Linked DNA regions of Homo sapiens: region 2 is linked to region 1. A link is a loop called in an ENCODE intact Hi-C map of the cell type or tissue named here. Cell type or tissue: K562. All regions are shown on one strand.

What was found. Hi-C counts contacts between places; a loop is a spot of excess contacts. Peaks named below come from ENCODE experiments on the same cell type or tissue, not always from the same donor. Only the 100,000 strongest peaks of a DNase experiment are listed, where the experiment ranks them.
Region 2: it touches region 1 in a loop (2.1-fold over the local background); 1 of 110 quality-filtered maps calls a loop at or near these places.

Annotation. Positions count from the first base shown.
Region 1 is chr17:48,485,265-48,487,764 of GRCh38, forward strand. LOC124904019 (a long non-coding RNA gene) reads right to left here. Exons shown (of 2, transcript XR_007065828.1): 2 at 1,668-1,842. Among named protein-coding and RNA genes, the nearest start is that of HOXB1, 44 kb to the right of the region's middle. In K562, a CTCF peak has its summit at 1,544; a DNase peak (open chromatin) is centred at 1,487.
Region 2 is chr17:48,214,707-48,217,206 of GRCh38, forward strand. All of the region lies in intron 4 of SKAP1 (src kinase associated phosphoprotein 1), which reads right to left. Among named protein-coding and RNA genes, the nearest start is that of MIR1203, 59 kb to the left of the region's middle. In K562, a CTCF peak has its summit at 1,065; a DNase peak (open chromatin) is centred at 1,085.

The DNA.
Region 1 (2,500 bases):
TCATGCCATTCTCCTGCCACAACCTCCCGAGTAGCTGGGACTACAGGTGTGCGCCACCACGCCCAGCTAATTTTTTGTATTTTTAGTAGAGACGGCGTTTCACCATGTTAGCCAGGATGGTCTCGATCTCCTGACCTCATGATCTGCCTGCCTCGGCCTCCCAAAGTGCTGGGATTACAGGCGTGAGCCACCATGCCCGGCCTTCAATTTCTTTCCTTTTTAAGGCTGAATAATATTCCATTTTATGGATATGCCACATTTTGTTTATCTATTTATCCACTGATGGACACTTGGGTTGCTTCCACTTTTTGGCCATTGTGAATAATGCTGCTATGAACATGGGTGTACAGATATCTTTTTGAGACCCTGACTTCCTCAATTCTTTTGGATATATATCCAGAAGTAGAACTGGTGAATCCTATGGTAGTTCTATTATCAAGTTTTGGAAGAATAACCATACTGTTGGCTTAAACTTATTGGGCTTTTATTTTCCTCATCTATAAAGTAGACTTGAGGTTGTTGTGAGTATTAAAGAAATCATGTGCATAAAGCTCTTGGCTCAATGCCTGGTACATGGTTGAAATTTAAGAACTGGTTGTTTCCTATGAACTCTTGAAGACAGAGACTGTTTCATTTCGGTATCTAACCATTTAGCATGGCGCCAGACATATAGTAGGGGTTCACTATATGACTGTTAGTGAATGAATGAATAATGAACAAACATATCCTTGTAACTTTGAAGTATGGCCGGGAGCAGTGGCTCATGCCTGTAATCCCAGTACTTTGGGAGGCTAAGGCAGGCGGATCACCTTAGGTCAAGAGTTCGAGGCCTGGCCAACATGGCGAAACCCTGTCTCTACCAAAAATACAAAAATTAGCTGGGCATGGTGGCAGGCACCTGTAATCCCAGCTACTTGGGAAGCTGAGGGAGGAGAATCACTTGAACCTGGGAGGCAGAGGTTGCAATGAGCCGAGATCGTGCCATTGCACTCCAGCCTGGGAGACAAGAGCGAGACTCCATCTCAAAAAAAAAAAACAAAAAAAACCTTTGAAGTACATAGAATAATTCCTGCACATTGTGGGTGTTTAATAAATTTCAAATGAATGCATGTAATAATCCTATATGAAGCCTACTTCTTCTGCATCCTACTTCATGAGAAAAGGAATTTGCTCATGTCCCTAAAGTTCCTGAAGGACAATTCAGAATCAAGTATTTGACCTACTCCCAACTTTCTGGGGATCCTCCTCTTTCACCATTCATGGCAAATTCTACTGTGCAAGGGATACAAAGGAGGAAGATCTCCATGTGAGAGTAACCGAGCACTTCAGTCTGCACTGTGCTTGCTAAGTTTTCTCTCTTTCTACCATGTTCACAGAACACTTGCTGTGAGCTCCAAAGCATGTTGAAGAGCGGGGCTGTCCATGTTGAATCCTGTTAGTCATGCAGCTGAGGGAATTCCAATCACCTGACCCGGGTCTGACCGCAGTTACCAGTCTCAAGTCTGAGCAGCGTCTCCAGTGCTGGGCTGCCTTCTTGACTCCAGGAGGCATGCCTGCTCTTACAATGAAACTCAAGTCTTTTTTTTTCCTTCCCACAAGTTTGGCTTCTACTTTTCTAAGTGCTGTTCATCATATACTCTGTGTTGTAAGTACTCAGCTCTCTAGCATCTCTTTATACTACCTTTTATTCTTCTGGAATATCCTTCCTTCCCACCCACAAGCATATTAGGCAAAACTTGCCCACCGTGGTAACTGGAAACAGGACTGAGGGGAAGGAAAACTCTCTCCCAGGTGCATGGAGTGGGAACTCATTTAGGGCATCTTTAGTGCCATACATAGAACCTGGAATACAATAGGAGCTCAATTAATACATGTTAAATGGATAAATATTGGTTAAATGCATCATGTTTCTATACAATTCTCTTTAAACTATAAACTCCCCAAGCACAAAGTTAAGAACTATGTCTCTCTTATCAGACAAGATGCCTCCTAACCCAGATTATACAGGAGCATTGTGAGGGCAAGCCCATGCCAACTCCACATTCTGTGAGCTCCCAAAACTCCACCAAGGACCTTGCTTAATGATGACTTAGACCAGGGTTTCTCGACCTCAGCATTATTGACATTCTGGGCCAGATCCTTCTCTGATGTAGGGAGCTGACTGGTGCATTGTAAGATGTTCAGGGACATCCCTGGCCTTTACCCACTAGATGCCCATAGCAACCCCCTCCCAGTTGTGACAACCAAAAATGCCTTCAGATAACAACAGATATCCCCTGTGTTTGGGGGAATGAAGAGGTACAAAATCACTCCCTGTTGAGAACTACTGACTTAGACTGAAGCAAAACACGAAGGGATTTCTCTACTTTTTATTGCCTGTGGGAATGGAAAATATTTTTCTAGCAGAGAAGTTGAATATTTATTAGATTAAGAATTGGGCCGGGCACAGTGGCTCATGCCTGTAATCCCAGCACTTTGGGAGGCCGAGGCGGGCAGATCA
Region 2 (2,500 bases), 270 kb before region 1:
AGGTCAGGAGTTCGAGACCAGCCTGGCCAACATGGTGAAACCCTGACTCTACTAAAAATACAAAAATTAGCCAGGCATAGTGGTGCGTGCCTGTAGTCCCAGCTACTTGGGAGGCTGAGGCAGGAGAATTGCTTAAACCTGGGAGGCGGAGGTTGCAGTGAGCTGAGATTGCGCCGCTGCACTCCAGCCTGGGTGACAGAGTGAGACTCTGTCTCAAAATAAAGTAAAATAAAATAAAATAAAATAAAATAAAATAAAATAAACAGATGGCATTCCACTATGTTGGTCAGGCTGGTCTCGAACTCCTGGGTTCAAGCAATCCTCCTGCCTCAGCCTCTCCAAGTGCTGGGATTACAGGTGTGAGTCACTGCACCTGGCCTCTGGTTTTTAAATTATAGAGAAATAAAAAAATTGAACCACCATACTAACTGTAATGTTCCTACAGTACTGTTTTTATATCATAATGAAATAGTCAGCTATAGATCTATATCTAAAATGTGTTTTATTGCCCTAATGCCCTCTGAAGAAGGGTAGCTGAAGGGTAGGGGTATTCTTGTTAATGCCTATGTCTACACTTCCTTGGGTGGGTATGGAGGAAGACAAGCAGAAAGCTGTGATAATAATTATAAAAAGATAAAAGTGGAAACCTCTATGTTGGCCATAGCCTTGTGATTTGGCTTTTGTGAAAAATATTCAGGGAAATAGTAGGGAATTTTAACAATTGATTTGGAATTCCCCAGGGTGCAAGCCACAACATATATCTGCGAAAGCAGAACCGAAGGAACACCATTGGGCAGACGGAGGCTTTGGGCTTTTTAAAAAGGTATGTAAAAAGGGAAGGGTGAGGATGCAGACGTGTCAGATCAGCCTGTTGTGAGATATGACTCTGGACTCAGGAGAAGACCATTTTCTCATGGCCTCCCCATTCTTTTTGCTAAGGTTCTTAACAGAAATTTTTTTTTTTCCTGCTGTTGGATGATACCAAGTCCAGGCTCGAGACCACACTGGATGGACATGACAGGCAGGGGCCCACAGAGGGAAGCTGCAGTTCAGATAATTCTCCACAGGGAAGCAGTATGAGATCAGGGTTTAGATAGAGGCAGCCCCAGCATCACCAGCTCTCCCTGGTTCTAATTGGAGACAGTTTTCCTCCTTTCCTTTCACTGTGTAAGATAAGCACCAACAGGGCAAGCTCACCTTTCAGGAGAGCCCCTGAGCCTAACTGCAATCCTCCATGTAGCCCTTTACTCCCAGGCCTGTTCCTCCTCACTTAAACAGCTGGCTTTCAGCATATTGCTTTGTTTATTCCATCTCTGACCTATGCATTATCTGAAGGATGCCATAAGGGTTCAACATGCCCACCTTTGTGAAATTACCTCATTCTGAGCTGCTGGGTTCATACCACTGACACAGAGGGGAAACCTGCAGAGGGAAGCTTAGCAACATGTCACACACATGTTGTTCTTGGCAGTATGAATTCCGGTGACTTTTGACATTTCTTAAACAGGAGTCAGTTATATCTTTCCTACTCTGAGGAAAATGGTGCCAGCTACAACTTGATCTTGTTTGAGTTATAGAAGCAATACAACTTTATAGACAAGACTCTGAATAGAGAGCTTACAACTGAGATTCTATCTTGACAACATCCCATTGATAGAGTGTGTGATAACTGCAAAGCCACTATTTATCTTACTTGCTTATGAAATTGAAATAACATATTGCTGATAAGTCTTAAGAACTAAGTACCCTATGTCCACTTTGCACAAGCACCCAATACTGTGAATATACTTTTTTTTTTTTTTTGAGACAGGGTCTCACTCTGTTGCTCAGGCTGGAGTACAGTGGTACAATCTCAGCTCACTGAAACCTCCACCTCCTGGGATCAAGGGATCCTCTCACCTCAGCCTCCAGAGTAGCTGCGACTACAGGTGCACACCATCATGCCAGGCTAATTTTTGTATTTTTTGTAGAGACAGGGTTTCGCCATGTTATCTAGGCTAGTCTCGAACTCCTGAGCTCAAGCGATTCAACCACCTCGGCCTCCCAAAGTGCTGGGATTACAGGTGTGAGCCACTGCACCTGGCCTGAATATTCATAAGAGATAAAATTTTGCCCTCTCTTTTGTCAGACATTCTCTAGAATGCATGTTCTTTCATGGACAGATTGGCAAATATTATAAGTATCAGATTCAAAACTTTCTAAGAAATTTAAATGTTGAATTCTTCTAATACAAGAAGCAAAAATTCCATTTTCAGCGTTTCATGTGTTGAGAGTGAAAAGGGGGAATATAAGAAAGAAGTGAAGTCCAGATTTCCTAAAGTACATCTCAGGTAAGCCTCTCTCTTATCACATATTTTATTTTTTTACCTGAAATATTTCAGAACTTAAATGTTTTTGTCAAATTTGAAAAAGGTGTGTGGTATTGACTTCTTCATACTGATCTCATTTTTATTTTCTTTATAGTCTGTCCAAATCATTTTCAGGCCCCTTAAATCAGTTA